2 separate regions of the Homo sapiens genome follow, and region 2 is linked to region 1. A link is an interaction called in ENCODE POLR2A ChIA-PET data of the cell type or tissue named here. Cell type or tissue: IMR-90. All regions are shown on one strand. Each heading gives the region's core, and the rest is flanking DNA. Links, peaks and the distances in the headings are about the cores only. Region 1 overlaps NTM (neurotrimin). Region 2 overlaps NTM (neurotrimin).

Region 1 (16,728 bases), core at 4,667-7,166:
GCCCTCTCTTTCCTTTGCCTTTTGTATGATATTTCAACTTAGCTTTTCCAAGATGGAAGTCATTGGAGAGTTTGTCTAAAGGGGGACCATTCAGAGGTAATGAGACAACTGGGCTTTATCTGGGAAAGGGGCAGCTTGGTCGGTGCCAAGGAGATTTGAGCCATCTGGATTAAAATGGTCAAACTCTCCGCAGGAAGCAATTAAGCAGCTCCATGTGGAGAAGCCACGTGACCACGCCAAAGGAGCTGCCAAGAACAGGAGATTAGTAAACAAAGTACCCAGCAGGAGGTGTCCAGGTTGGTCACTGCTCTGGCCACTTGGCATTTGCACAGCTTCCTCTGTCTTTGGCATCCCATCTGTCTGTACCCACAGCCTACCTATAAGCTATCTGCAGAGTTTAAACAAACTCAGGCAGAACTGAGTTTATTTAAAATGTTAAAAGTCCAGGGCTCGGGTGATCGTGATGATACATCTTAGACTCACACAGCATCCCTTCCCAGGTGTTCTGGCAATGCCTCGGATGTCTTTGATGACTCTTCGCTGCCTGTGAAAAGCCCAGAGGTGTACTGCCATTGAGCTGCGATGTTTAATTCCCTGAGCGTGATCATTTAGCCATAGATAGTCACAACTGGGTTAGGAAGCATGTACCTAGATTATTTTAGTGATTATTTTAGTGCCGGTCTTTGTGAAAGCTTGAGAAAAAGCTGAGTTCTCCTTTCACTCTAAGAATCTTTTTGTTTAAAAAAAAATCCATAAAAGGCATGTAAAACTCCCAGACATATGCCTTTTTTCATTCAGTGTACATTTATTAGCCAGGCACTGTATTAGCCCTTGTGGTTAGAATAGAGACCCGTTCTCATGGATGTTACCCCTGGCCAAAAGAAAGACGCAGAGGCATTGGGACTGTCAGCTACTCCCTACATAGAGTCCTCTTCTGATTTCCAGTCAAGTCAGTTTCACACAACACAAAACTAACTTTTCTCAAGGATTTGTAACATCTTGAAGTTTTCATGTGACCTGCAATGGGCTAATGTAGAATGGTAGTTCAAGTAAAAGATTTATCCTTTTTTTTTTTTTTTTTTTTTTTTTTTTTGAGACAGGGTTTCAGTCTGTTGCCTAGGCTGGAGTACAGTGGTATGGTCAGAACCCACTGCAGCCTCAACTCCCCAAGCTCAAGAGATCCTCCCTCCTCAGCCTCCTGAGTAGCTAGAAGTAGAGGTGCACCACTATGCCTGGCTAATCTTTTTTTTTCCTTTATTTAAAAAAATTTTTTTTGTAAAGACAGTGTTTCACTTTGTTACCCAGGCTGGTCTCAAACTCCTAGGGTCAAGTGATCCCCCTGCCTTGGTCTCCAAAAGTGCTCAGATTACTGACATGAGCCACTGTGCCTGACTTTTACTTTTTTTGAATGAGTTAACGGCAGCTTACTGTGCAGCAATGTATCATGGGAACAATCTATGATATGTTCTCATTGTTCCTAATGTTCTTGACTTCCATGACACATAACTCCCTAGTTTTCTTTGTCCAGCTTTTCTAAGCTCTGCATGGTGCACTACACCATCTTGAATGTTGTCATGCTAAAGACTTCATCCTATGTCTTCTGTACCCTGTCTGCATGTACACACCTGGAATCTCTTTCATAAATTGATATCTTTGCTCCAACATCTCCACTGAGTTCCTGACTTATAGGTATAGTGATCTGATAGAAAGTCCCACACAAACATATAATGATCATTTTGTTTTACTCAAACCTTGTTAATGATGCCTACTCCTTCTCAATAAAGGACACCACCTTCCACGTTGTTGCTCACACCAAAATGCCGCATACAAACTTTATCCCTCCTTTATCTTTCCTCCCCATCTCGTAATATCCATTGTTTCTAATCGATTCACACATTTTGTTGAGTGAACTTCCAAAATATATCCCCACTTCATACCTTTACCTCTATTTCAACAGGCTTTAGTTTAATCCGCTGTCATCAAAACGACAATAGCTGCATGAGCCTCCTAGCTGACCTCTTTGTTATCTTGACTTTCCCTTGATACTCTGTTCTCCAAAAGAAAGGCAAAAACATATTTTTAAGGAATGAAATAGTGCCATTTGTAGCAACCTGGATGGAATTGGAGGCCATTATTTTAAGTGAAGTAACTCAGGAGCGGAAAAACAGACATCATATGTTCTCACTCATAAGTGGGAGCTAAACTCTGAGGACGCAAAGGCATAAGAATGATACAATGGACTCTGGGGACTTGGGAGGAAGGGTGGCGGGGCGAGGAACAAAAGACTACACATTGCATGCAGTGTACACTGTTCGGGTGATTGGTGCACCAAAATCTCAGAAATCACCACTAAAGAACGTATCCATGAAACCGAATGTCACCTGTCCCCGAAAAACCTATTGAAATAAAAAATTTAAAAAAAATTCAAATATTTTTATTATTATTATACTTTAAGTTCTGGGGTACATATGCAGGATGTGCAGGTTTTTTACATAGGTATACATGTGCCATTGTGGTTTGCTGCACCCATCAACTCATCATCTACGTTAGATATTTCTCCTAATGCCATCCTTACCCCCACTCACCAGCCCCTGACAGGCCCCAGTGTGTGATGTTCCCCTCCTTGTGTCCATGTGTTCTCATTGTTCAACTCCCACTTATGAGTGAGAACATGCAGTGTTTGGTTTTCTGTTCTTCTGTTAGTTTGCTGAGAATGATGGTTTCCAGCTTCATCCATATTTCTCCAAAGGACATGAACTCATCCTTTTTTATGGCTGCATAGTGTTCCATGGTGAATATGTGCCACATTTTCTTTATCCAGTCTATCATTGATGGGTATTTGGGTTAGTTCCAAGTCTTTGCTATTGTGAACAGTGCTGCAATAAACATACGTGTGCATGTGTCTTTATAGTAGAATGATTTATCTTTTAGTTATATACCCAGTAATGGGATTGCTGGGTCAAATGGTATTTCTAGTTCTAGATCCTTGAGGAATTGCCACACTGTCTTCCACAATCAATGAACTAATTTACACTCCCACCAACAGTGTAAAAGCATTCCCATTTCTCTACATCCTCTCCCTCACCCCTTCCACCATGTGAGGACACAGCGAGAATGTGCCATCCATAAACCGGGCAGTGGGGCCCAACCAGACCCTGAATCTGCCAGCACCTTAATCTTGGATGTCCTAGCCTCCAGGACAATGATAAATAAATTTCTGTTGTTTATAAGGAAAAAAATTAAATATTTTTAAAACATGAATCTTCTATTATATTGCTCCCCTGCTTAGAACCTTTCATACTTAAAATCCAGTCTACTTATCAAGGTGTCAAGACCTACACGAGTTAGCCCCTACTTTCCCCTCACCTCCATGTCCACTGTGTCCCACTGGGCCTCTTGGCCAGCCATGCTGCTCTCCTCTCGGCTCCGGGACGCCACATTTTCTCCTCTCTCAGCACACTGAGTGTGCACAGCATTGTGTACTGTACCCAATGTGTAGTCTTTTATCCCTCACCTCCCTCCCACTCTTTCTTCCAAATCCCAAAGTCCATTGTATCATTCTTGTGCCTTTGGCATCCTCATAGCTTAGTTCCCACTTATGAGTGAGGACATAAGATGTTTGGGTTTCCATTCCTGACTTACAATTTGCCTGGTTCTCCCCTCTTCTGTCCCCCAGTCCTCCACCTGACAGGCTCCTGCTTACCATTTGGGTTTCAGGACAAATGTTACCTCCTCAAAATGGACTTCCTTAAAGACATAACAACCTTTCACTTGGGCTCAACTCTAGCCCAATGCCCTGTGTGTTGTCTTCGGAGAACTTACTGCTCTCTGCAATAAACTTGCATCTTTTTTCTTCCTGTTTCTCTTCTGAGTAGTGCATAGGCTCCAGGAGGGGAGGGCCTATGCCCTGTCTTTTGTGTGCTATACCCCAGTGGCTAGAACTTTGCTTGGTGCAGATTTGATGCTCAAAAAGTATTTGCTGAACAAATGAATGAATGATTACATAAGTGAATAATGCACTCTTCTTTCCATAATTTTGGTTTTCCTGGCACCAAAACACTTAGGAAATAATATGGTCTTCAAAGTTTCTGCATGTCTTATCTCTGCCAAGGACAGTTGCCTCTCCGGAGAACTGAATTGTCGACATATGGCTGAAGTGTGATCCAGTGGACTGGAGGTATGCACTGAGTATATTCCTAATATCACGTTGCCCTGTGGCATGGGGCTTAATGCCTTTCCATTTTTGGCTGAAGGGCTTCACTGCAAATGCTTTCAATCATATCCATGTTTGGTTGAAATTTTATGGCAAAAGATAACTTAGAGACAAGGATTTTTATTTGAAAATTACATTAAAATATACTGTTATTTCTAAATATATGTTCAAAATTTCAATGAATCAACACAGAGTTTTTATTGAACTTCTCTATTCACATAGCATATGAATTCTCACTTTCTGTCACAAGAGAAGTAAAACTTAGGCCAAGCATGGTGGCTGATGCCTGTAATTCCAACACTTTGTGAGGCTGAGGTGGGAGGATCACTTGAGCTCAGATGTTCGAGACCAGCCTGGGCAACATAGAGAGACCTCATCTCTACTAAAAATAAAATTTAAAAAATTTTAAAAAATATTTTTATAATAAAAATAAAAGGCATGGTGATGTGTGCACCTGCAGTCCCAGCTACTTTAGAGTCTAAGGCAAGAGGATTGAAACCAGGAGGTCAGAGCTACAATGAGCCATGATTGTGCCACTGCACACAAGCCTGGGTGACACAGCAAGGCCCTATCTCAAAAAAAAAAAAAAAAAAAAAAAAAAAAAAAAAAAAAAAAAAAAAAAGAGACAGAGAGAAAGAAAACTATGGTCCAAAGTTTAATCCCTGTTTAAAACAGAACGGGCTAGTCTCCTTGGTAGCAATGCATGTGGCAGGAAGTCCCCAGAAATTTATGTGCATGCCTATGTGTGTGTACGTTTGTGTTGTGTGTGTATTTATATATGTGCACATATATAAATATATGTATTTTTTATATATACATATATATTTTTTCTTGATTCCTTGACTTTTTAATCTCCTTTCTCTCTATGTTTAAAAGTTTTAGAAAACAAAAACAAAACAAGCCTTCCAGTCAAAAAATTTTCAGCACAAGATAAGTGAACAGAAGGGATCTATCATCCTGAACTGTTTTTCATAAGCCTTCATACAGCTTTAATGCAACACAGAGGTTTGGACACAAGGGTAAGCATCAGGCATCGAGGAGCTCAAATTCCAATTCGTGATGCTGCAGTCCTCTGCAGTCCTAAGCAAGCCAGTATGGCTGCTCAGTGTCACAGTATGCCCTGTGTAAGATAGGGATTGTTTTAGGAAGATCAGTGAAAGTTTAAGAACTGACCTCCTGAAAACAGTTGTAGATTCCTCAGACATCAAAGTCAGCTAAAGAAAAATAAGTGCTAGGCTTCAGATTCATCGCACCAAATGACTTCCTATCTAAATTCTACAATAGGTAAAATAGAATACGTTTCTTCTAACCAATCAACACCACTTGGAAGCTGGATCTGTCTCCATAATCCTGGTTAGTAATAAAGATGCTTCACCACTAGTTTGAATTTTCTGGCGAGGTTGTCAGTGATTCGTGCTTGAGGCAGAAGGAAACCAGTTTGATTCTCGCATAGGCGTTTGGCAAAGGAAGAGAGAAACTTTGCTTTTCTCAACAGAGGCTAGAAATGACTCAGACTACAAATAGCTGCTCTGCCATACAACAAAAGGTCATCCCTCCCTCTCATTTTTCCTTTCCCATTTGTCCTGAATGAAGGCCAAGCTATATTTCCCCATCTCTCTCTTCTCATCTCAAAATGCATAGCCTTCTTTATGTGGTGCATTCTAGTTCGGATTGGTGTGTGACCCAGGCTAAGACAGTGTTATGCAGATTGGAGCATCTTAAACAGACCACAATTGAATCAGTCTTGCCACCATTTGTCCTGTCCACTATAAGGCATTGAATGGTAAATGAAAGAAACTAGTGTCTTTTATTCAGCCTAGTTCTCTTCTTGCACACATGTTTCACAGAAGGGTACAGCTCAACTCTTAGGGGAAAAATTTCTAAGGAAGAAAGAAAAAAATGAAGAAAGACATTTTCAGAAACCATTCCCTTAGTAAATAATGAGAAGTCTTAGAGAATCTCTTGTGTTTCTCTGATTTGATAGAGAATGATGTTTCAGCTTTGGTATGGGAATGACTGGTGGAGTCAACAGCAAGAAAACGAGACTCCCAGTGGGAGGGTGTGTACTGCCAAGTACTATGTAGGCAACACTGAATGCAGCCAAGAGGCGGCCTTCCACTAGAGAAGGCATCCCGCTCTCTAATCATGACGTCCCCCCGGGCTCTCAGAGGGCAAAACTTGGACCGAATGCTGTTTTGGTCTAACACACATTTTCTGGGACTGCACACTTACACACACACACACACACACACACACACACACACACACACATTACATGGCAAGTCTTCTGGATTAGCAGGAGAGGCTGCTGATCAAATGCACCCCTGGGCTTCTATTCAGATTAGCTTTGAATGAAAACAACACCAACTCTGTTTTCTTATTTTAAAGATCACAGAGATAATCTTCCTTGGTCACAGTTGGGGAAACAGCCAGAGGGGGTCTTGTTACCTCCAGAAAAGCCGTGGAAGATATCTGAATTCCTGCTGGGCCTATTGGACCATCTTTTATGTTTTTAGACAGAAAGAATCTACCCCAGTGAGATTCTGAAAGCAGCTCCTCCCAGTCATCCTCTCCTAGGTATTGTTTATAGCTGGGCCCGTCCCTCAAAGTGTTTATTTTTCCGTACATGCATACATCATGCACACTACCTGATTGCTTTGATCAGGTTAAGGATGGGAGCAGGCTCTACTTGCGAGTCTTGTGGCACTTCCATGCAGCCCGTGCCCAGTCTCAGCGAGGCACTTCTCCTGGGTGGTTGGTAAGATATTCAACTAGAGACTTGCTTCTTAAATAATGTTGGAATCATATCCACGGTTGTAATGAACGCCTCTGTGATTTGCATTTAAATAGTATTTTCATCCAGAGATCACAAAGAGGAAAGCTATCTTAACATCCTGACTCTAATTCTCTGTATCTGAAAGCCAGTCTGTGTGCACCACGTACACATTTTCCCTCTAGGTCTCTTTCAGATCTGTGTACCCTACTGATCAAAACAAGCGTTTGCTTGCATTAGGATGGAAGACCCCGACAGCTCTGGCATGCACTGGATTCTCTCGCCGCACCCGCTTCATCAACCTGGATCCCCATGAGCTCTGATTGAAATGCCTCCACCACTGGCTGGGATGTGAGAGGCACTCCCAGATGGTGTGCTCAGTGCCAGGCAGTTAACACAATCATTTCTTGGGTTGTCAATGAAGCCAATTGGATCTGGAAATGATTGAGAGGCAGTAAATATAGACCCCCAAAGTCACCTTAGCAGTCTCTTTCCAGAGTACAGTTGTGCTTCGAAGGACTCCATGCAATCCTAAGGCTCACTTTCCAAGCCCTGGGAGGACTAGAGAGACAAAGGGCTGGCTGGGCTCAGAGACAGGAAAGGGCACAGAAGTCAACATCAGGCCCTAGCTTTCAGCCCCACTGATGGCTGCTCCATGCTGATTCCTCAGTTTACCCATGCTGCGGCTCTTTCCACCTGACTCCAGGCTTTTTGTTTCTTTTCATGTCATTCTTCATCATCTTGTGGAAGGATGTTTTTTCATATTGTACAGTTGAACTTATTTCATCATCAACAAATTTTTCTCTTTCCCATGGATTCTTTAAAAGGCGTCTTTTGAAGATTTATTTCTATTCGGATGCAAGCTTTTGTTTAAAAAAATAAAAGAGATGTAAATATGGAATGTTATTGAAAAGATCTTATCTTGCTTTTGACATGACATCTAAAAATGTGTTTAAAATAAAGAGCAAGTGTTGTTCAAGGCATGTATCAAGGCAGTTGGCTTCCTGCAGTGAGAGCTGGGTAGTACTTCGAACACTTTTCTGCCCCTATGAAAGCCTCTCACAGGTTAGGCCCCTGCGACCCAGTGTCCTCCTCCTTAAATGTCCCTTTCTGATCAGCCACGAGAGGGCAATGCAGGGCACTTGGTTGGCTGCCTTGGTTGGATTGCAGTTGGCAAGTTACTTTCAGTGAGGGAAGCTACTCAGACTATGACAGTAATTATATCAGTCTCATAAAAACCCTGCTCTCCCCAACTTGCTGCTGCCCTTTTTCCTTTGCTGCCTGCCTTCCTTCCTTTCCCATACCCCTGGCCATTGGCTTTGTATTTGCAGATAACTCACTCATGATCCTATAAGGCAGAGAAGAGTATGTGAAATTAATGTTTGCATTTTAAACTCCGAACTAGAATAATAGGTTGTTTCTAGGGGGAAGGATCTTGGAGATCATCAAGTTTAGCCTCTTTAAGATGAGGAAACCTAAATTGGGAAAGGTGGCCTGACTGGTTCCAGGTCACACAGTATCACGGGTAGGCTCCAGGGGCATAGACATTCTACAAATGCCTACATTTTCTTTATCCAGTCATCTGTTGTTGGACAGTTAGGTTGCTTCCATATCTTAGCTATTGTGACTAATGCTGCAGTGAACATGGGAGTGAGGACAATCCTTTGGGATAGTGATTTCATTTTCTTTGGATATATACCCACAAGTGGGATTGCTAGATCCCATGGTAACATTTTCGGCAACATGGATGAATGGGGAGGGCTTCAGGCTAAGTGAAATAAGTCAGACGTAGAAAGACAAACACTGCATGATCTCACTTATATGTTGATCTAGAAAAATCCAACTCATAAAAGCAGAGTAGACTAGTGGTTGCCTAGGGTGGGTGGAGTGGGAGAGAATGGGGAGATGCTGGTGAACGGGTACAAAGTTTCAGTTACGTAGGGTAATTCTGGAGATCTAACGAACAGCTTGGTGACTGCAGTTAACAGTACTGGATAGTATACTTGAAGTATATTGAGAGTGGATCTTAAGTATCCTCACCACAAAGGAAAGAAAAGAAAAAGAAAATGGTGAGGAGGCGAGGTGATAGACATGTTAATTAGCCTGGTTGCAGTGATCATTTCACAATGTATATGAATGGGAAAACATGAGATTGCACAACTTAAATATATACAAGTTTTATTTGTCAATTATTCCCCAAGAAAGCTGAAGAAAAGAAATACAATAAGATTAGGGCCGAAAACAAAGGAAAGGTAGACATAGGTAACATTTTCCTGTCAGGAACACACAAACTTCCAGAGGAATTTGGGAAAGAGGAGATGACTCTGTGGGAGGAGGCTCAGCCGTAGTCTGGATGGTGATGCTCTGTTCTACGCACAGTAGCCTCGGTATTCAGCCAGGGACCCAGGAGCTATTGAATAAGCCATGACTCAGTGTTTCTGTGACCACTTGCCCTTGTCTTTCTAATGTTTGCTTAATTTACAAAATGATGATGTTGCGTTCCTCTCCCTTCATTGATTATCACTCAAACCTTGTAGGAGCCTTTACCTGCAAATCATTCACACACTATGTGGCAAGGGCTGGTGAGCCCTGCTCTTTCATCAGCTCTCAACCTGGGAAGATCCTTTCTCTATTGGGGCAAATAAGCAAAACAACCTAAAAATGCCTTTACACAGGCTCATCCTCCTCCTTGTAATGCTCTTTGCCCCATTCATCCATTGGTTGACTGCTATAGCTTCTTCTAAACTCAGCTCAGGTGTGGCCTTCTCTGCGTCTCTCTGAGCATTTCTCCTTTCTCCCAGTTCCCTGGATTAGGCACCGTATCAGTCAGAAACCACTCTAGGTATAACAGTAGTTGGACTTGGTTGCACATGTGATGCAAGGGCTGAGAAGCCTACCAGGAGAGGGTGAGGCAACCAAGGGAGTAAACAATGGTGGACTTGACTACCCTATTCCCACTTCCACACACTCCATAGGGCTGGAGGGACACAGGGTGAGAAACTGCTTTTAAGTAGGGGCCAGGCCAATCCAGCAAGTGCTAGGACCATGGAGGTAGGGGCTGGAGCCACTGGGAGACACTGCCCATAGATAGTACCCAAACAGAAGTGGGGGGTGATACTTTCTCCTACTCTTCCATTGACCAAGACAGTGCTGAAGCCAGAGGGAGAGGAAGCCTGGGAATTATAGGGAATGCAGTTTCTGGATACAGAGCAAGGCAGAGAATGTTGGGAAATGAAGGGGACAGATACATGAGTGCCCGCACCTCTTCTCTGGACTCTTACTGCATCTTGTACTTAACCACCCTCATAGTAGTAACTATAGGGTGTCCTTAACATCATTCAGAGCAGGAGTGTTCCTTCTACCTCAAGGACCTAGCATAGTGCCCAGCACCAGGAGATATGGAAGGAAGGCATGCATAGGTTTGGGAAATTGTGATATGCCATGGAAATGCAAGTCATGATTATTAAGATCCAGCCAAAAGCGTGAGCTCTGCTGAGGATGACAGTTATAGACCTTTCTTCACCACATCTAACAGATGGCTCAGCCCCTTTCCGTGATGCTATCCTCATTTGCAGACTTGAAAACTAGTGTAGTTAATTAAAATAATATGAGTGAATGAAATATAGGTGTAGGGAAGAAAGAACAATTCTGCAAGGAGCCCAGGTCGAAGAAAAGTAAGGGGGAAACTATCCATCGAGGACAACACAGAGCTTCTTATGCTAATATTTTCTCAAGAGGTGAGACTATTTCCTGGCATCATTTGATCAAGGCAGACTCTCATCAGCCCCCAAAGTCATAGAAGTCCAAAGTTCCAGAATGACTCACATTCATTTCTAATTCTGCATTGGAAAATTTCTATTAGAAATCGTGAGTGTTCATTTAAAATGATTGTTTTTTTGTATTGCAACTGCTTTCTACCAGTCTAGTTAACCCTCTAGCAATGCAAATGTTGTTCATTCTTGCTACACGAAGACAAAGAGAGTGTTTGCCAATGTCTCCATAAGGGAAGGGAGCATTGCTTTTTGTTTCTTCTCTAGTTGATTGAGTTTGAAAAGGTTAGAAAAGTGTGTCAGTCTTCAGACTGGAAACTCTGAGCATGGGCCCCTCTCCCTAGTCTGTGCCCCACCTTGCTTGGCTTCCTGGCCATGTGATGGACAATACCAAGCTAAGCTTCTGCTGATGGAAGGAGTGACAAGTCTTTGCTCTCAGAAGTGAAGGGCTGTGATTTGACAAAGGGCTTTGAAATATTCTTATATATAAAGCATTAATTTCATTAATGTAATCAATGCTAAAGAAGCAGACCAACCGGGCCCTTTGATTCTTCCCAGGCTAAAATCTGTTGGGCTGATGTGATATACCAAAAATAAAATAGTACCCCTCTCCATACTTCCTGTTGTCCACACAGGAATTTATTGGTCTGCATTGGATTTACTCTCTGATGTATTTGTTTATTTGGGGTTTTGTTTGTGTAAGTTCCATGAGAACAGGGGCTTAGCACTTAAAAAATACTTTACTGCTCTGTTTCTGAATCTAAGAACAAGCACACAGTGGGCGCTGAATAAATGAGCATTGTACAGAATAAAAAGTACCCCAGACACCTGTCCTACTTCAGGGCAACACTGAGCTGTTAGTTATAGGTATCTGTCCAGTTCCTTGTCTGTGCTCATACCCTCAAGTACCTAATTCAAAACTGAAGAAGAACTTGGGCTGCCTTGGGACCAATGACTCCGCGCTAACTTGAATTAAATCAATCTTGTCACTCCCATCTGCCTGCCTCCATGTCATAGTAGATTAATTGCAACATAATATAAAACACATTTATATTGCATCTTCACAATAGTTTCAGGGTCCTTTACAGTCTTACAATCTAATTAAGCGGTAGCTTCAAACATGAATTTCTTTAGTATTTTAAAAGCGTAAGTTGAGCAGATAAGCTTTTTTTTTTAACTTCCCTATTCTAAAACTGAAAGACCAGCTGATTCCAAAGTCCCTGAGTATTATTAATTACCAGTGGCTGCAATCAATGCACAAGGCTTGTCTAGAAAGCTATTTCCTCCTTAGGTGAATGGTTGGGAATACAATATATGGTAATCAACAATTTGAGAGGGCTGAGCATGGATTGAGGCTGAGAAAAAGCTGGGACTTGGCATTGCATCTCTCCTGTGCAGATGGCAGAGAATAAATCTTGACTTTGCAAGGAAGATAAAGCAAGGTGGAGGTGTTTTCATCGCAATCGCACAGCACATAAATGGCAGAGAGAAGAAAGAAACCTCGGAACACGGGCTTCCTCTCCAAGGACAGCTACTGCTGTTTTGGAGAAAGCTTATCTGCTCTTATTTCACCATGAGAGAACTTCTGTCCTCAAGAGCCACGGAAAGGGTACCAGAAATAGATGAGAGCCCACCAACAAAAGGAATGATGAAGTGGCCCTTTAAATATAAATCTCTGGCACCCCCAAACTCTCTGGATGTTCCCTTACGTATTCAAATGAGATCGCAGCGTCAGATTGGTATGCATTAGGCTGGTTTCAATGAAAATTAACATGTAATTGCTTCAAATGAAGTAAGTGAGGAGGTAATCTGTTCTTAAATTGGATTCCCGGGATTTTGTGGTACCATAATGCAGCTGTGAAATGAAATATATTTTAAGGATGATGTCCTCAAGGGGGTGAAGGGGCTGGGAGGGGGAGGAGTAGAGATAGATAGTGTATAGTAGAAGCGCCTCTCCCCCCAGCCTGCCACATTCTTTCTCTGTCTCATTCTCCAGTTTCCAGCGGATGAAAAGATGTTCTCTCATCCATGGGTGGCCCCCATGCTCTGGGCCCTGGGACCTGGGCAGACAGTGCCCCACATTGGCATCAGCCGGTCTCCTCTACTTCTTACTGTGTCTGGAGCTTATTCCCAGAGGCTGTAGCTCCCCAGGGCTGTAGCTCTGTGGTCACCCTGGACACTGGATTTGTAAGGAGAAGGTGCTCGTCCTGCAAGTGGTGTCTACTGAGATCATCAATGGCTGAAGGGTGCACTGCTACAGTTGGGCAAATTTTCCAAAGCACACTGTGCAGTAAGAAAAACCATCACTCCTTGTACTCCTGGAATGGGGACATGTGCGCTTGACATCATGACTGACCCTTCTGATATCAAAGAGTGGAGCTGGGGTCGCAGCAGCAGGAACAGCCAATTCCATTACCACCACCGGCCTCCACAGCCTGGGTTCAGCCAGACCAGGCACCCCTGCCAGCAGTGATGATATGGTCTGTGAAGTCTGAAGATGAGCCTGGGAATAATTAACCTTCTTACCGTTCAATCAGGACGGGAAGCAGCTGGGTGAGGAGTCAGTGCAGGTTAATGCATTAAATTGTTTGCCTTTGCCATCCTAGGCTGAAATGGGATTTTCAGTCACAATGGAAATAAGCTGGCAGTCTTCTGGTCCCGTGGCATCACGCCTCTCTGCCAAAGAGCCATATCTGATGGGCTTTGGGGACCTTCTGCACCAAGGCTACAGAAGGGCAGAGCTGTTAAATGAAATGCAATCACCTGGCAATGCACAGGCAGTGCTGGGTTAGGGTTCACACAGCAGAGCAGTGCCACTGGTCTAGACCGAGTCCCCATCAAGGGCTAGCATGAGAATGGCATGGCTGCCTTGCATCAGCTCCTGGGGAGATGCAGATTTATAACACGCTATATAAAGAGTATATGTTCTGGTGTAAAAAGCCCCCATCAGAGCTAGAGAGAAGGGAAATTGACAAATCTCAGAAGAATGCGATTCTGGGCATTCTCTATTGCACGCGAATCAGGACCCCCGTCTGAGCCCCCCGCTTGCCTTCCCTCCCAGTCACAGCTTGGTTCTACAGCTCGGCTGATGATTTTTTTTTTTTAGTTCTTGTCTTTGTTTCCTCCTGTTTATGTTGCTATTTTCTTTCTGCACATGTTGAGCAGCTCTGGCTTTAAAACTGATCAGAGCTCATGGCTCCTTCAAATGTAGACGTTGTATTGCTACAGTCTCTCAATATATGGGACCAAGATTTTTGAGAGAATGCCAGAATGTTTCTGCTCTTCCCAGGAGTTGGTAGACTTAGAAATTTGAAGAAGAGAAAAGGGAAAAGAATGAGAGTGAGGGGTGACAAAACTCAGTTTACCCGACTGAGTTTAGGTCTCCCTAAAAACAGTGGCCTGAGACACTTTAGACCCAGCTAATGGCTTTTATTTCCTCCTCTAAGGTTGCAAGAGACAGTGTCTTTGCTGTGGGCAAAAGAGGGACCAGACTATGACCAATGATTAAATTTTGAATCACTCCATATAAAGAATAGGACCTCTTTTGAAGACCAAATCTGTAAACCACATTGGATAAATCATCTATGTTGCTGGCTCCTTTCTTTCTTCATCTGGTAGTAGGCATAGAATAGTATTTGCCTCCCTGCTTAGGGTTCTGCAAGGATTAGTAGGCGTTAATATCCACAGGAGTCCCCAGAGAGAGATATGCCAATAGCAAGAAAAGAGAGCTTAGCGTCCTTTTCTAGATTCTCCGTGGATGTGGAATCTACTGTACAGTTTATTTGTCGTCTGAACCCCAAGGTGCCTCTTGGTAGAGTATGCATAGGCTGCTGCAAGCTTAGCTCTGCTGGAAGAGGTGGGATGGAATGTATTTTGTGGGGAGTGCGTGTGTGTGTATGTTTGAGAGAGAGAGAGCACGTACACTCGTGATTTTTCCATGATCTAATATCTTGAATTAATCATTGTAATGCCTTTTTCTGCTATCAAAATATGTCCAGTGGTCACCTTGATATGCTCATCTGGTTTAACTCTCCTCAAAGTTTGCAGTGTTCACAGGAGAAAAGTAGAAGGGGCCAGCGGTTTCATTCCCATTTTAGAGATGGGGAGGGTTTCACCGCAGGAGCCTGAGGATATGCAATTCATCTTAATCACTAAAGTTGTCTCAGGCAATGACCTCTATAAGCCCTTCTTCCCTGGACCTCATTTGCTTTGAATATGAAATCAGGGTCAGGGTGTTAATGTCCTACTCTTAAAATGCAAACTAACGTCAAGGTCTAAGTATAAAAAGTAAAATATAAAACAAAATGCATAAAGTTGTACCGACTGTAGATACCACAGTATAACAGAAAATACTGAAAAAAAATATGAATCTCGTATAAGACTCCTGGGGTCAACAGAGGCGTGATGAAATGCAGGAGATGAGGGACAAATGGAAAATGCCCCAGCTCCATTTATTTAAGTAAAAAGACTATGAAGTACAGAAAATATGAGTGAAAAGCTGGTTCATTATAGGATCCTGTTCCCAGCTCTATTCTTGCCAATCTCCCTTTGACCTAAGAAATCCTCTCCTGTTTCTCTCTTAAATTCTACCTCAGAACCTTTAATTCTCATTTTATTTTCCTTTCCCATGAGTCATTTGTGTCCTCACACAGCTCTGTGTCCCTCGATTCCAATGGGCAGACCCACCCCTCTGTTCCTCCCCCCTCTCTCGAACCAGCCTAGACTATTTTGCCAATAGTTTTCATGCATAATAACTTAAGTGCATCACTTTTCTACAAACATGTTATCATTAGAGTTCAATTCTTCTGCTCCTAGCCTTTGTGCCTGGTAAATATACTTCTTTGACGAGTGTTTTGGAAGATGGCTCCATTTTATGCATGTGCATTAGTGCCAATTGCACAAAGCAGAAACACAAATTACCTGTATTCTGCAGACAGATCTAATCACCTAGACACCATGGGCTGGCATTCATTGCAGCCTCCACCTCTATGCATGAAACTGAAAGGGGAGCACCTAAACTGCCTATTAATTTGAAATGTAGGCAAAGTGCTATAGGCGCTGAATTGCGTGTTTAGGAAAGCTGTAGCAAGCCATTGTGCTAGGAGCCGTGCACTCGGTGTGGGCCTTTGCTCCGAATAGACAGGGCTTCTCTTTGGGAAGATGTAGGGCTGGGGCGCTGGGACCCTGCCAAAGTGATCTCTGCCTGAGACTGGAAGAGAAATGAGATAAATAAACAAGGGAGGCCAAAGTGGGGTGTGCCCCCTGGATAGGACACTTGGAGGGGTAGACGTGGATTTTCCCCACTATGGTGTTCTGTAAGATTCTTTTCCAACTGGTTTTATTTCAACAACTCTGTAGTCAGCAAATCGGCCTCCCCTGGGGCTGTTAAAGTCAAATCCAGGAGGTTTTCATAGGAATGAATACTTGTAACCTAAACTGGGGCTGCGCCTACTGTCAGAGTTCGTGAGTTTTTTAAGGATGCCTGAAGATGTGCCTCAACTACCTGGCGGGGAGGAAAAGAAGTCCCCTCTGTAAATGAGCTGACACTTGTCTGATAAAAGTGGTGCCTTTGGTCTGATCATCTGAGGACAAATAAGCAGCAGTGCCACCTCATAAAGGGAAGGGGTACCTCAGAGCCCCAGGGGTGTCCTGAGCAAAGGGAGCACTTTCCACACCAGCTGTATTTGGGAAATCTCTCAGCCAGGGACTCACCCCTTTCTCCCAAATCTCCTGAGCTCCTTAGTTGGCGTTTCTTTAAAGATACTTAAGTTTGCCCTGTTCAGAATTTTTCTGGGTTTGTAGCTTGTCACAGTGGTGCCCAGAATTAGATTCCTGTTGCCTTGTCTCACACACACTCACACACACTCACACACACAGACTCACTCATTCATCTAATTGGAAACAAAAAGAGCAAGGGAGATGGAAAACATGGACTCTAGTTGTTCTCCTTCCTCGCCACGTTGAATGTATTT
Region 2 (16,728 bases), core at 6,732-9,231, 55 kb before region 1:
ATAGAGCATAAAGTATGTCTGAAAACAGCAACAACAAGAACACTTCCTCCAAGTGACCCCTGGAGGAAGACACCCCCAGGCGGCCCAGGCATGGAGACTGTGAGACTCACATCTACAGGGCACACTTCCTAGGAGAAAGGCAAGGGCACATTCCCCCTTCATGCTATGGGGCTGGCCGCACCTGAGGAGGGAGCCACACCCTTTCATCCATGCCAGTCTCCTCCCTGGAAGAGAGGCTAGGCTGGGGCAGGGGTGCGGTTGTGAGGCTGAAGAGCAGCCAGGAGGAAACCCTTCTAGTGAGCAGAGGATCAGCTCCTCCAACACACACTGGCTCTGGGGTCTCTTGCAGGGGTTGTCAGTGAGAGGTGAGCGCCCTTGGCTGTGAGCTGGGAGTTATCAGCATGGCTGGAGATGAGATACACATTGCTCCATCACCCTCACCTGGGACCAGGTTTTGCCTATCTCAATGGCAGCGTGACTGGTGGGATGTGACACCTCTGGGGAAGAGGACCAATGCTGTGTTCAGCCATGGGTGCAGGGTGGGAAAACCTGATGGGGGAAAAGACAAAGCAAGGAGGGACATTTCAGTCTAGCTCAGTCATGAGGATGGCCACCAAGGTTTTTGCCGGTCAGACATGTCTCTGATTTGATGGAGGAGGAGCCACTTTCTAGGGAAAACTGATGTCTCATTTTTGAGAGTCTCCTTTGCTGGGTGGGGGGCCCTTCCAACAGTTTTTGATACACAAAGATCTGCAGCCTCCTGAGCAGGTGATTCTGAAAGATGCAGTGTCTCTCTCCCAGCTTTCCCACTGACCTTTACTGAATTTCAGACTTAGGCTATCCCAAAAGGCAGTCGGAAATTTGCTCAGTGGCATTTACCTAACTGAGGCCACTGGCAGCATGACACAGTTGGGTGACTTTAGGGTTTAGAGAGAAAATGCTGGCAGGGGACTGGGGAAGGGAGAAGGGTGAGGTAGGAGGGATGAGCTTCTCTTTCTCGTATTGCTATGCGTTGCTGAAAGGCAAGCTAATAGTTACCCAGCCAGGGTCAAGCAGCTGGAGAGGGAAGTTAGAGAAATTCACAGCCAGGGCCCTGAGAGCAGCCTGGGAGCACAGCTCTGTCCTGCAGCAGCAGAACCTTCCATGGCTGGTCCTCAGAGCCCTGTGAACCAGCCCACCCCTACGAGGATTTTCTTGCTCTGGAAATTCCTGAAATTGATTCCTAACAAAGTTGGGGGGAAAGGGGCTGGGCAAATGATTTTTTTGTATAGCAGGCACTGTGTTCACTGTGGGGAAAGAGAGAAACTGCCCCTGCCTTCACAGATCTTACCATGAAGTGGGGAGACAGGCGAAAACATGCAATTACACAAATAATGGCTTCCAATTGAGATCTGTACTTCCAAGGAGAGGTGCGTGCTCTGAGAGGGTTTATGGCGGCAAAGCCTAGATTGGGGCATCTGGAAGCTCCATGAGGATGAAAAGGAGGCAGCTAGGGAAGGGCAAGATAGAGAACTGCCTGTGAGCAAAAGGTGCCCAGGCCACCAGATGTGGGGCACACAGACACCTGCAGGGCCAGTGTGTCGAGAGCAGAGGCAGAGGCGGAGCTTGCAGGGCTGGCTGGTGTCTCTTCTCTTTTGGCCTTATTTGCCTGCTTCTGGCAGTTTTCTTTTCATACTTACATGTCTTGCCTCCAGCCTTGTCTGGTTCTTCTTCTGCATAACTATGCCTGCCTTGTAATAGGAACTTGATAAAGAGGACTTGATGAAATCTGAGCCCTGCAGCAAGTCGGGGGTGGTGGAAAGGATGTCTTGGTGCCAGTGGGTTGGCTGACCTTGGTAAAGACAGATGCCTTGCTCCTTGGTTAAGGATTTTCCCTGTGGAGTCAGATACATGTCAGTTTGAATTGTAACCCTGTGACTTTGGTCGAGTAACTTAATCTCTCAAAGTCTCAGTCACACTGGTGGAAAAATACAGATAGTGCCTACCTTTATTTATTTGTAACATATGACGATGATTTTTTTTTATGCCAGACACCGTTCTGACTGCTTCACAGATATTAGCTCATTTAATCCTTAGAGTAACCCTGTGAAGCAGGTACCATTATTATCCTGATTTTATAAATGAGAAAACTGAGGCCCTGAGAGATTATGACATGACTACTCTGTGTTAAAGTCAGGGTTCAGAATGATGGAATCTGGATCTTGAATCCGCAGTCTCAACTGCTTATATTTTTCTTATATTTTCACTCCGTGTGGGTTCTGGAATTGCTGGGATACCAAGTGTCTACAGTGACCAGGAGGGAAGGAAGTAAGATTTTTGGCCACAGGGAGCCTTATCCTTCTTGGCATATCACTTAATATTTTCCTGTGTCTCCAGTCCCCCAGGCTCCGACTGCCTGGACCAGCAGCCCCTAATGATGGTCAGGCTGACAAGCTGCTGGCAGGACTGGCACAGGATGCCAAGAGCCCCCTCCTCCCCAGGAGGACCCCTTAGACAGCAGTGTCAGTAGAATGCTGGCTAAGCCCTGGCCACTCCTCACTGCTCATCTAACTACTCCGTCTACAGTTCTGATCCGGAATGTGAGGAACAAAGCCATATGTGAGCTTTATCAAGTGCTGAGTCTATTTCAGAAAAGACTGTGGAGAATGCATCAAAGCTGGTTGCTTATTGCACCATGATCCCTGAAGATTGGATCCAGTTCTGTGGAAGCTGGCAGAATAATGGGCCCAGACTGACCAGTGAGCTCACTGAGGGATGTTACTAGTTGGTCCATTGCTCATCTGCCAGGTCAGAGACAGGTGGGAGGCAAGAGAACTAATTAAATTGGCAGTGGACATTTTACCTCTAAAATGTAGGGCAAAAAAAATTGCAAACAGGCCTTTTATATAGAAGCTAATTATTAAAGGAAAGTAAAAATATTGGGGTGTTAAAGAAATATGTGACTGGTTTAGAAAATCCTCAACAGATATTTATCCCAAGGAGGGAGATTTACAAAGCCAAATTTGCTCTTAATCCTTAATCCACAAAGCTGTGATCCCACAATTTCACCAGGAATAACTGACATGAATGCTAATTGGAACTCTCCCTTTTTCCCTTCCTCCTTTTTATGTTCTTGGACACCAGCATTCCGGCATTCTCTCTAAGTTTGGGAGTCCTGGTCTATTTCCCCCCTTAGACAGTGATGTTTGAGTACCACTACCCACCACTCTTTTGGCATTCATAGTGTAAATGGCACTTTATCAGTTGAAAATGTGAATCCTGTCAACAGCCCCCAGCTCTGCCATGCTTATCAGGGCAAGGAAGAGGGAGAGTGAGATTCAGAGAGATGTACTCCACCCTGTTCATTCCAGAAGAGTGATAGATAATAACATTTTCCGGCAAGAAACAGCAGGAAATCTAACAGACAGGAATTAAGGCACCAAATGGGAAAGTCAATTGCTTATTCGCTCCAAGTTTTGTATTTGAAGGGAATGTTATTTGATTTGGGGATTCCCTCATTCTCCCTTTCTTTTTTCTAGGGGGCAAGTGGAATAGTAGAATCAATTATCTCTTCACAAACGTATTTTCCAGGCTCACTGTGTGTGTGTGTGTGTGTGTGTGTGTGTGTAAATGCTCATTTAACCTTTTAGTAATGTTTCACAAACATATATTTCTCAATTATGTCAAAGCTCCCCATAAGTAAAAGAAGGAATCCCTGGATTTTTTTTTCTCATGGTGTCTCTTGTCACTCTAAAATGGACCTAAACTAAGAGGTAGAATAACAATAATGAAACAACAACAACAAAATACTGCTTTTGTAGTGCTACCCATCTTGTTTGTACAGTGTTTGATAGCTTTCCACTGCATTTTCCTTGCATTTCATCAACCTCACTAGTTGCTGTGGTATACCGATCACAACAAAAATGATGAGCATCTCAGCCCTGGGCATGCATGATTCAGCATAATGCTTGCAATGGCCTTATCAGGGGGTAGCTGTCATTGTCCTCCTTTACCAATGAAGACACAGGCTTAGAGAGATTGAGTAATGTGTCCAAGGTCACCCACCTGACAAGTGATGGAGATGAGATTTGATCCGAGGCTTACCCGATGCCAGGGCCTGACCAGGTAAAATGGTCATTCTTTCGGTGACAGAATTGAGGCAGAGGACTTGTGAGGTCACCCATAGATGAAGAACGGATCCAGGCACAGAACTCTGGTCTTGTTAATTCTCACAGCTGCTCTTCTTACCTCACCAAGGCTAGGAGAAAAGAGCATCTAGTCACCAAACAAACTCATGCTACAGAGACTCTCTAGTCTCTTTCATAATGCAAAGGAAAAGAATTCTGAAATTCTATACCAAGCTGTTAGGTGTTTTCCTTGGATTGGGGAATGTAGAGGGATTAATGAGGACAGGAGGCAGACCTTATCAGGGTGAAATAACATGAAAAAATGAGGATGAACTACTCTTTCTTCATCTACTACCCAACCTCTCAAATAAATTTCTTGCAAAATTAAGTGAATTCTTGCTTCAAATACTCAAATAGAGGATTTATCTTGTTTGTTCCATCTTGTGTGATGAATCCAGGTGTTTTCTAAAGCAGAAGGCACTTAATGTAGGTTCTTTATTTTTTTGTGCTGATTACCCTAATTGGTGGGTTTCCTTCCAGGATCAGCAGCCAATTCTCCACTAGAGTAGTATCACTGGACCTTAGGGTCTATTTACAGTAGCAGATGTAGTGGTCACCCAATAAAAAAGTCGCTGGGTGCGGTGGCTGACAACTGTAATCCCGGCACTTTGGGAGGCCAGGGTGGGCGGATCTCTTGAGCCCAGGAGTTCAAGACCAGCCTGATCAACGTGGTGAAATCTCATCTATACTAAAAATACAAAATTTGCCAGATGTGGTGACACACGTCTATAGTCCCAGCTACTCCAGAGGCTGAGGCAGGAGAATCACTTGAGCCTGAGAGGTAGAGGTTGCAGTGAGTCAAGATTATGCCACGGTACTCCAGCCTGGGCAAAAGAGTGAGACTGTCTCAAAGAAAAACAAACAAAATAAATCAAAATATTGTTTCCACAGTGCAGTTTTAGCCTGCTGTCTCAAAAGGGCCTGAGATTTGCTATATAGCCAAGCTGTGTGGACTCCACAGGAGACTCAGGATTAGCACCTTAGAGTCTTGACTGGGTTTTCTTCTTTAAACGAAGCTGTAGATTTAGCTATAATGCCATTTGTCTGCGCTTACTACTGGATGGGCACAGTGGATTCTGATTCGTAGTCCTATTCAGTGAAAATAGCCAAATCATTGTGAATACACTTTAATGTGAAATCCTTCTTCTGAAGAGCCCAGAGCAAATTCCCATGTTAGGGAGAGGCAGATGGATGGAGGCAGAGTTAGCTCTCAATGAGTTAAAGGAATGTCAGCATCTTCTTGACTATACTGGTAGCTGGTAGAATAGAGTGTATTCCATATTGTAAATATAGAATACAGTCAATCTAGACCCAAAGAAAGAGAAAGGAGGGGCAGCAGGGGATATACTAACTTATGAACTTGAGATTTATAAGCATTATCAATCTTGAATTGAAAAAGTGAATCTCTTGAGGGAGTACTGGTGGCATTCCAAAAGCTAACCCAAGTATCCATCTAGTTTATAGCAAATCTAGGCACATAATTCCCTTAGATGATGGAATTGAGATGGAGGACATGGAAAATGATCAGACACCCTTCCTGCCTGGAGTGTAGCTCAGAATGAATTATCTGTGGTTAAGGGAGGGGTCAAGGGAGGAAACGGTGGTACTGGTGAGGCATTCCAAGGGCTTGGTGTGAGGTTGCAGTAGGAAGTGGATTCCAGCTTTTGAAAACCACTGTTACATCTACATTGCCAGCAGAAAGCTGAATGCCTACATGGCATTGGAATGGAGTGAGGCAGATTGCAAAGGATGGGGCTGGCCTTGAGGTTGGATCATATGTGGCTGTTTCTTTGACTGTCAATCTTCATTCTTAAATCTTCTCACTTGAACACCTTTTATTGGCACTAAATTTGTTTTAGGATAATGAACGCAGCTGTTCCAATTATGGTGCTCACCCCACTCACCTCCATGTTTCACCTCTCAAAGACACTGCCTCTCCCTTGGGACTAGCCCTGAGCATGGTGAGGCCGGCATGCCCAGGGCTGAGGCTGGCACTTGGAGAGCCCTAGCGTCAGAGGGGTTAACACATTATCTGGGCATACTCAAATAGTATGAGCCCATCAAATAAACAAACACACCAACTTGCAAATGAATAGAAACATGTTTATTAGAGTAGAGGAAAAACAGCTTTTTGGCACATTAACCCTGTGGCATCAGGAGTGGCAGCTGCAGCCTGGGACGACAGGCAGGGAGGAGGAGACAGTAAACGTGCATTTTGAAAGTGCTTAACATCAGGAGAGGGTATTTCCAAGCAAAGAGGTGTGTGTGCGTGTGCATGTGTGTGTGAGAGAGAGAGAGAGCGAGAGTGAGAGAGAGAGACAGAGAGAGAGAGAGAGAACCATCAAAGCAGTACAAAGGCCAGGAGGCAGTGGTAGTGTGCACATAAGACCTAGGAGGATGTGGGTTTGAATCCCGTCTCTTTCAGGAATTGGGTGGCCTTGGGCCCTGTGCCTCTCTGAGCTTCTGTCTCCACACAGTTCTCTTATAATCTGTCCTTGGCAGGCTTGTAAGTGAAGATCATATGAGATGACCTGTTTTAAGCATCTAGCACAGAACTCGGCACTCAGAAGCTGCTGGATAAATGCCACTCCTCACTGTAGTTCTACGTTAGAATATTCCAAGTTTTCCATGGTTCCTGAGGAGGAAGGCAGCTGTGTGTTCAGGTAGAAAAGTATGAGGTGTGGGACAGTGGGAAATTCTCATGAGCAGGTTTCAATTGAGGAATAATTCATTTTTGCAGTAGGCAGATTAATTGGAAATGATAAACTCCTCCCATTGTAAAATTAAGAATTAAAAGTGTTTATTTTTATTCAGTAAATACCAAACCATGACTGTAGTATACTTGTATTCCAAACTTTGATGATTTAAAAAGGGAAGAGAGAAGGAGGGTGAAGGGAGGAGAGAGAGAGAATGGCTATGAGAAAGAGAGCAAGACTACATTCTGAGTTCCTACACGTCATCCCCTATCCCCAAAATAGCAGCTCCACTTGTATACATTGATAAATTTTCAATGTAGCAGTTCATTGGCAGAGAGATGTCCAATACCTAAAAATAGCTTGATAGCTCCTAGCATAGATCATCTGCCATATCACCTGATATTTCATCTTCCCCACTAAAATGTAAGCTCCCTGAAGGCAGAGATTAATAATGCATATAGGAGGTAATCTTTGATATTTAGGATGAGGCAATGAATACATGAATGAATACGTCAATGAATGAATTAATCAATGAATGGAGAGACAAGGAGAATCAGACTCTCTTGGACTCAGGGAATCTTATATCTTTGAACACTAAAATTATGCTTCTGTCTTTTCTTGCTCTTCTCAACCCACCTTGCCTGACAGTTTGTTACATTGTCAAACTCTGTCATTTCTTCATTTAGCCTGCCCCTATTTCACTGTTAGCCAAATTCTTACACCCACAGAGATGATCCTCAACCTTTGTATGTTCAACTCTTGCACAGTCCACAAATCCCCCAGTGCACTCCACGGAAACCACTTTGCAAATGCCAAGCCTAGCCTTGTGTGTCGCCTTGATGAATGAGTCACCACCAGCTGTGCTGCCCACCAGACAGCTTCTTGGTTCCAGGGGCGCCGCCTGCTTTGTCGTATAGCAGTGTTAGTACGATTGTTTGAATACTTCACTGCATTCTTCCCCCACAGAAAAATGAAAGTGCTGATACCAGTGATAAAAAACATAGGTTTCATAAACTTAACACAATTGAGGCAAAGATGGAAATCATTTGGCGTGCAAAAAAGAGCAAATGTTTAGCCTCAATCGGGTGCTTATCATACTTGAGCTATCTGATTGTGTGCTCAGCTGTAAAGGAAAAGAAAAAAGAAAAGAAAGAGAACAGACACAATGCAGTAAATATTGTCAGAGATTAAGTCTAAAATATACGGTGTATTTTGGATTTTTTTTTTTTAGGTTTCTAGAAATGCAGATATAAATCTAGTTCGTTTTCACTCTCAGGCATGTTTTAGCAATGTGATGTGGTAGTGCAAAAACTTCTTCCCTGATTTTCTTGTCCTACTTTGTCAAACAGATTCAGCTGTGTGTTTATATTTTCAAGAATTGTAGTAATGTCCTTTCAGTTGCCTAGTTTTTAAGAAAACATCTTTGAAAATAAATACTTGCAATTTTTCCTACTCCTCCCAACATGAGTGTCCACCACGAGTCCCCTTTCGCCAAACACTTCATGTTCCTCTGAGCTGTGCTGCCCCTTCCTTTCCTCTGTACTTCTGCATCCTTAGTGTTTTCTCTTGAATCCTGTCTTCTCCTTCATGGTCTCTGGAGGGGACACTGCAGATGCTTAATTTGTGAGGGGAATCACACAAACATAGTAGACCCTAAAGAAACATCTTAGTTGGATTTTGAAGTGGGCCTAGACTCCGCGTGTTTTTTTCTCAACATCTTTCTTTCCCTTACTCAAAATATCCTGCAGCTGGGGACTTCTCTCACTGGCGCTGTTGGTTGTTTTTTGGTTTGTTTGTGCCTCATCAGCTTCCTCTACCTCATTTTGTGATCATTTTGACCTAAGACCATTGCCCAGTGGCTTCTCATTTCCAAGATCTCTACTTGGGTCCTTTTTCACAAGTCTGTGCTTGTCTCATAACTCCTAGCCTTGTTCATGACTGAAATATTTTTTTATCTCTCTGTGGACATGAAACCTACATATACAGTCCTATTCTCCTTTCCCTGTTAGCTCTGATCCCTCTGATTTGAGTTGTTCTGTCTGTTGAGCCTCTTTTATTTTGTTTCTTTATTTGATGTTCATGGTGGCGTTCTTTGTGAAATGTTTGGTGATTCTGGATTGAACCCATCTCTGTAACGCTGAATGACCATTTGTCTGCTTGTTGCCTGTCCTTGCATTCTGATGGAGGAAGTGGGCGGGAGGTGCTGCTGCTGGAATGTGTGCTGGTTTCGGTAAAAATGGGGAAGGCGTGGAATGTGCTATGGGGCAGTGCTCTGGTCCTGGCTGTGGTGAGTCCTTGATCCTCCCAATGTCACCTGCCTTGAGAACTCTGCCCTGCGAAGCGGATTAAGTCTCCTTCCTAGCCTTAAGCCATGCACTCCATGTCTTTCTGTTTGGTGTAGAGATTTAGCCTTTCTGACTTCTCCCACTGCAATGAGATGACTAATGCTGTGTTGCTTCCAACCATCTCGAGACTTTCATCCCCCTCTTGACATGGGCACTTGCCATGGTTGGTTCTCTCTGCTTGCTATCTTTCAGGGATTATTCAAGTTCCTATTCTTAGTATGTTTCTCTTCCCTTATTTTGTGTGGGTTTGGCTGGGGCAGGGAGTTCAGAAAGGAAGAGAAGATTTTATTTAGCAAGCCACCTAAAACAGGAAGTTGCCTTCTTCGCTGAGTCTGAGACATACTGACTTCCAGAACATCACGAAACCAATAGGATCACAGCCCAGGGCCTGAATCCTCTTGTTTGAACCTTGTTGTAGATGCACAACCTGTGCATTTCAAACGTAGGAAGCAGGGTGCACAGTGGGTACTTGCTCTATATTGAATGAAATTAAGCCAATGTTTCCCACAATGTGTGTGATAGATATTGTGAAAATGTGAAGTAGAGGAGGAGTGAGAGGGAATTCAGTGTGCTGGTGGTATCAAGCGTGCAAACTCTGTTTAAGAACTCCTTTCACAAAAGTTTTAAGATTATCCTTTCTAGCTTAAAAAACCAATATAGACAGAAAAGAAACCCCACTCTGGTGCTTTCTCCCTTCTTCCATTCCTGCCTTGACCATCCCTTCTTCCTCATAGCCTAGAAGCAGCCTCTGGGCCTCCACCTTCCCTTTTGGTTGTCCCCTCACCCTAGTCTAACACTTGCCTCTTTGTAGAGAGGAGCTTGTCGGACACATGGGATTCACGGGCCAGGTGGTTCAGCAGCCCAACAACCTGGATCCTCCTCACCCTCCTCTCCTCATGGCCAGCCCAGCTCAGGGCCGCCTCTGAGAGTCTGGCCTCCACAAAGGAAGATGAAATGTAGAGACGCATTTGCTGCCTCCAAGTAACAGTGCTTCAGGTGTTTACCTTTCCTCAAGTCATAGAACTAGAGAGCAGGGCGAGGCCTTAGGGACTGTCTGTTGACCGATTGACACATTCTTTGTATTTTGAAATGAAGAAACTGACCCTAAACCCGTCAAGTGACTTTCCCAGTAAGTGTGTGGTACCGGCTGAACTCAAGTTCAGATCCTAGGTTAGCAGTCCTATAAATTGAGAAACAGAACCTCACTACTCAAGCCAAGCTGATGTCTACCCCAAACCAAACATCCAAGTATGCACTGGGGTAGGTGCTTTGTGACCAGTTCCCATGGACTCCACTTGAGAGCCCTTCGAATCCTCCCCCGCCCCACACCACCCCCCATCACCCCCTGCCACGAGCTCTGCATCAGCCTCAGAGCCTGGTTTGTTTCTTCAGGGTATTTATGTCAAGGATTCCCAAATTTGTTATTCAGTTCTTTCCCCACTGATTCCCAGCTCCATTCCTCAGCCACACACCAAGCTACACAGTGCCTCATGGACTCCCCTCCTGCAATGGGTTCTCTGGAGTCCCTCCTGCAGCCTTTTGAGGGAGGTGCCTATTTCTTCCAGATTAGAGACCCTCCTGTCCTCTAGATACCTGTAGCTCTCCAGGATCCCCCAGCTTCCTCTAGACAAGCTCATATCTCAAGCAGTGTGCATCCAGGAGGGGATTCTTCCCTCCACATGAGACATAGGCCCCAGGTTGAGTGGCAGAACTGCCTCTTCAGGCCAAAACCCAGGCGTGCTGCCTCAACACGAAGACCACACTTTGGCATTATACGTCTTCCCAAAGTTACAATACATCCACCCCCTGGGCTTCGTTCTAGATTCTTTCAACACTTAAGTGTCTTATTACAAGTCTCTTTCCTGTTTAGGGAACGGGCAATGAAATTGTGTAGGCAAGGGGTGCTCCGTTTACCTGGTGCATTCGAGGCTGAAGACAAGGAGACATTATCCTCCAAAATACTTTTTTTTAAAGCAAGTCTGCCCTAGAGTAAAGTCTTCCTAAATTTTGATTGTTACTGCGCTATGAACAGAGGTTGTATCCACATTTAATGGAACATAGCAGTGAGAGAAACTGGAATATTGGAACTGCTGTCCTCCGCTGATGAAAGGAGGTTGTAAATAACATTTTGCTGTTGGTAAACACGCACAATAAATACAGAAATATGGAGCCATGCAAAAAACTTTCGACTCTGTCACATGTTATTGGTGGAAACCACTCATAGAAAATCAAACACAGACTTTGACTTGCAGTCACAGAAATAGTATACTACCTGGAGTTTCTTTAGGATTTGCAATCTCTGTGCGGTTGCAGGCTCTGCTTGTGTTATCTTTTCATGAGGGTCTAGACCTGAGTTTGCAGAATGATTCAGAAATCAGTGTATTTCCTGCTTCATATAGTGTGATTAATCTTTTTTGATTTTACATGTCTACAAATGGTGTTAGTGGTCATAACTGCAAATGATTGTGATTTTTATTGGTCTAGAATGTGAATGTTTGTGTTAGAGCATCTGCAAAAGCAAACACTTTTGCTATGTTGAAAAAATAATGAAGATCTAAGTGATTTTAAGATGGCATTTTGTGAATGCATGCTAAAATGCTGCTAGATTTTTATTTGTTTTACTGTTAATGCTGCATTGAAGATATAGTAGTGCTGCAGCACAATTTTTTTCTATTTCTTCTTTTCCTTTGTCCTTCAAAAAATACCCATTCTAGTTGCAATTTTTGTTCAAAAATCAAGATAGTCACACACTAAGATAAGTTCACTATCTAAGAAGTAAAGAAATGTAAAAGTAAAGCATCTCATAGCAGTTATCAGCTGTTTTGTGTCATACATAAATAACATTTTGCTTAGCATTGGCATATTTTTTGTGTACGTTCTAATAGAATGGCCAATAAATCAAAGTCATCTAAATGTCTTTATCAACACCTTAGGTATTACACTCACTGATGTTTAGCATCTTTCATATTGCAATTATAAAGGTCCCTCAAACCCTGGCTGATAAATTATTTTAGGTTTCTTGTGAAGAAGGGTTGTGTTTAACTATTAATTTTCATACCAGCTTATACCTAATAGAGTGTGTGGCTAATGAATGTGTTAAATTAAATTGAGTTAGATTGAATCAAATTGAATTGAACAGAAATAAATTGAATTGTATTGAATGATAAACCGGAGAGGGATAATGCATGGTGATCTAATAGCATCTGATAATAACAGAACACTGAATTTACACGCCTAACTTAGGAGATATTTGATAACTCATGAGTGGGAAAATTGCCCTTCTCCTATGTTCCTGGGCATCCTTGCCAAGTGGAGATGAATGTCACAGGAGACCTCAGGCAGTTATACAGTTCAAGCATCTTCTGTATTTGTGTGGCAGGAAATTGTGCCAGAAGGGTCACAAACCTGCTTTATTATTCTGTATGTCACCAAGCAGGAGCTCCATTTTTTAAAGATTTTTTTAAAAATTTTCTTTTGTTCAGCAGCAGCTGGCTGTGTGTGGGCACTTAGGAACAAGTGATGTGAGTGCGTGTGTGTGTGTGGATCAGATAGGGGGTATCATTTGCTAGTTTTAATTGGTAGATTCAACATCTTCCACTAACCATGCAGAAGCCACTGGCTGAGGAGTTACCATGGTAAATCAAACTCCGCTGTGTGATTGGTAGACTTCTGAAGCAGGTACAGTCACTCTAATCAACTCCAGGAAAGTTGAGGCCATCTGGTTTTGCCTCACTTGGAAGTAATTTACCACCCCAGGTGCAAAAAATTTACCCTGAGGTCAGTAACAGTAAACCTGCCTCAAAGATGTTCCAGCTGAGTATGGAAGAGGAGTGGTGTGACATAGTAATTTCTGTTTGTTTTTATATTTTCAAGCTTGGGAAAGTGAGGGGGCTAATCATGCAAGCCAGAGCCAAGAATAGATTTGGCAGGTGCTGACCCAGCTAGTTTCAGACAGCAAAGTGAAAACTCCTGAAGCTCATTCTACAGCACTTCTTTAATGGTCCAGTTCAGAATGTCTAACTAATTGAGATTTTATAAAAGGAACTTTGACTAAGCATCAAGTTGCTGAAGAATATGATGGAAGAGATAGGCTTTTTTTTTTTTATTTGAGTAGTAAGGAGTGAAATTGGGAATATTTGCAAGGAAGGGAATCTTTCAACAAGACTTCACTCTAAAAAAAATAAAAGTATGTTGGGCCACAAACATTATGCATAGCTATTTAGGATTGTAGATATTCTTGTAATCAGACAGGATGTAGCCAGCCCTAACCAAAATATACACAGTGAGAAGACTTCAGAATCATTAGCTCTTTGGAATAGTTAGAGGAATGTGTTCGGCTCATATGACATTGATTTGTTTTGGCTGCACTTGAAATGTGTGGTCTTTGCAAGTCAATAGAAATGAAGTCCTTTATTGAATAGTAGAAACTCCATGGAGTAAATTATACAAAGAAATGGAAGGCCAGGGTTCTCAGTCTCTTGTTTATTTGTGGGAGTGGATACCAGGCAGGATGGGTGGGGCTTTCGAAAGGAAAGCTCAGGGGCTTGGGAGAAAGGTCAGTGTTTTAGACTTTTTGGGCTCCTAGAGCAAAATACCATAGACTGGGTAGGTTAAAACAACAGACATCTCTTTTTCACAGCTCTGGAAGCTATGAAGTTCAAGATCAATGTCTCATCAGGTTCTGTGTCTGGTGAGGGCCCTCCTCTTGGTTTGCAGATGGCTGTCTTCTCCTGTGTCCTCATGTGGTAGAAGGGGCAAGGGGACTCTCCTCTCCCTTTTGGGAGCCTCTGGGAAGTCTCTACTCTCCTTACCTAATTACCTCCGAAATGCTCCTCCTCCAAATACCCTTGCATTGGAGATTAAATTTCAATGCATGAATTTGGGGACACAAACATTTAGCCTATGGCAGTAGGAATAGCAAAGTCAGATTAACGGACAGCCATGGAGAAGGTCATTTTGGAAGCTGGATTCTTCCAGAAGTGTGATAATCCCACAAAGCTGGAAATGGGAAGGCCCTGAAAAATCAGCTGGTGTGACTTCTCCGTCTATTAATGAGAGGGTGGAAGGCCAGAGGGCAATATAGATAAGGAATAATCAAAATAGTGGTGGATTCCAATTTTACAGTACCCTGTTCAGAGATGCACTGAGCCAGCAGAGCCTGAAAAGCTACTGGAATCGTGTGTCTCCCCACCCTCCGGTGCCCTAATTGTGCAGTTATTTCAGACTTAGACTTCAATCATTTTACAAGTTTAATACTGATGTGGAAGGACTGAGGTGGAATTGCTCTTTGTCCAGATTCTCTTTGTTCTTTGGCTCAAGAGCAGTAAGGAATGGACAGACGTGTCCTTCTTTCCCCTGCCTGGAGAGGGAACACAATTAGGAATCCTGGTATGTGAGTCTGTCTCCACTTCATCTCCTCTACAAAAAGAGGCAGACATAGCACTTGTGATAAGCCAGCTCCTCTCACCATCTTCACCCTCTCTAAGCTTTTAGTCAACTCTCCAGAGAGTCAGAATCTGTTAAAACACACTTAACATGACCCACAAAGCAACACAAAGTTAAGGAGCAGGGTGCTGTGTACTTTAGCACGTGGGCACCACACCATTCCCTCTAAAAGCTAACTCAACAAGGGAAAGTGAGGAGGGACATCATGTTGGAAAAGCAGTGTGAGGAAGAGAGGAGGAGGCAGAAAAGCACAAGAAGGGGAGATGAGAGAGAAAGAAAGGAGGAGAGAAAGGAAGAAAGGTAAGAGTGAGTCTTTTGTGGGTTGCACACTCTCTTTAAGAATCTGATAAAAATTCTTTCTTTCTCTGGAAAACAAAATGCATAGGATCACATATTGCAAATAATTTGGGGTTCAGAAGCCCATATATAGACTTGGGTAAGGAGATCTAATCTATCTATCTACCTATCTATCTATCCTAACAACTGCAATTTAGCAAAGTTACATATATATATGTGTATTTGTGTGTCAGTGTGTATATAATTGTGAAATTGCCATTAAGTTAGGTACATGTTACATGCATTGAAATATGGAATATATGTCAAACCCAATCTCTCATTATCCAAAAGGTACAAGAGTGAATAATGGGAAAGAATTGAGCAAAGACACATTCAAGGTGACTGTCAGCAATGAAGAGTTAATAGTGAGGCCTCCTACAATGTAGTGACTTCTTTAAGGGAAGGGATTTGAAGCCATGGGATTTCGGATGATTTAAAATGAGCCTCACTAAAGCCCTGGATCACACAGTGCAGGAAACAAACCTGAAAATAGCCAGAGTAGCAGGCAGAGAAGACTAACTGATCTCTACTCTTTGAACCCCATGGTTCCAGTCCATTTAATTGTTCTTCAGGCTAACAACTTCACTTTCCATAGGGGAGGCAGTGTAAGTGACCATGGCCTGGGGTTATGGGTCAGAACATCATACCTCATTATTTTAAATGAATAAACATTTCAAACAACCACTGCATTTCATTGGTTTTCCAGAACATGATTCATTTTACCCGTGTTTCCTCATTTCTGTTTAAAAATCCAGCGCAATATTATGGATTTATTGTCACACTGACAAGGATGTGTGTGTATGTTAAGATTCAAAGATCACATTTGCCTCTGCTCTCACAGGAAGAGGTTAGGGGAATGGCACATTCCACTGGTTTGTCTGTGCACAGGAGTGCAGGGCATGTGACTCTTGGGGAAACTCCTACAGCTGGCTGTCCGGATCACCAGGAATCATGAAAGCAGGCTTTGTAAACATTGCATGCATTCCCAGACATTGAACATTGTGACATTTCATGACCAGCTCTCTCAGAAGAGATGCCAAGTGTAGATGTCCTTTCTGGAACATCCGTGCATAATTAGGCTGCCCCCAACTCCTCACCACATACATGCAACATTTTCCTGCTGTTGAGTAATCATTTGTGCTTGGCTAGTTTTCTGTCTCCTCAAACATCATCTCAGGGCAAAAAGGCACAGCGTGTAGAATATGCTTCTTATAGCAGAGTTAACCAGGGCTTCCTCATCTCATTACTAGAATCTCCTGCACCAGATTCCACACTGTCTCTCTTCTCACTTCATATCTTGTTCATATGATTGTTCATATCTTTCTACCACTAGATAATGATGTTTAGAAGACAGATCTAGGTTACAGTATCTCGTATTTTATAATTATTCTATGAATTAAAACTCATAAAGTTAGAAACCCTTGACATGCCATTCAAGAATTTAAATTCTGATTGGAACCTAACTTTTCTAGCCTGGTAGTGGAAAAATGAAAGATGATAAATCATGGGTTCTAATCCTGACTTTTCCTACTTGCTTACTTTCTGTTACTGGGTACTTGGTTAAGTTTAAAGAACTGTGTAGGCATGTGACATACATTAGTTCATCGTAACAATTGGGTGAAGCAGGTGCTCTTATCTTTATTGCTTACATTAAACTCAGAAAGGTACAGAAACTTATCTGTGAGCACGTGGACTTGCTTCATTTGAATTCACATCCGTCTGATGCCAATAGCCATGCTA

Evidence for each region. ChIA-PET counts read pairs that join two places held together with the same protein. Peaks named below come from ENCODE experiments on the same cell type or tissue, not always from the same donor. Only the 100,000 strongest peaks of a DNase experiment are listed, where the experiment ranks them.
Region 2: POLR2A ChIA-PET joins it to region 1 with 6 read pairs; 3 of 35 experiments call an interaction of 5 or more read pairs at or near these places.

Annotation. Positions count from the first base shown.
Region 1 is chr11:132,106,276-132,123,003 of GRCh38, forward strand. The region is part of intron 2 of NTM (neurotrimin); the gene reads left to right. Among named protein-coding and RNA genes, the nearest start is that of NTM-IT, 170 kb to the right of the region's middle. RefSeq lists an enhancer at 16,719-16,728. In IMR-90, for the core only: no CTCF peak of the experiment used is centred there; DNase peaks (open chromatin) are centred at 5,696 and 6,246; H3K27ac peaks cover 1,697 bases.
Region 2 is chr11:132,049,198-132,065,925 of GRCh38, forward strand. The region is part of intron 2 of NTM (neurotrimin); the gene reads left to right. Among named protein-coding and RNA genes, the nearest start is that of NTM-AS3, 160 kb to the left of the region's middle. In IMR-90, for the core only: no CTCF peak of the experiment used is centred there; a DNase peak (open chromatin) is centred at 7,684; H3K4me3 peaks cover 160 bases; H3K27ac peaks cover 1,581 bases.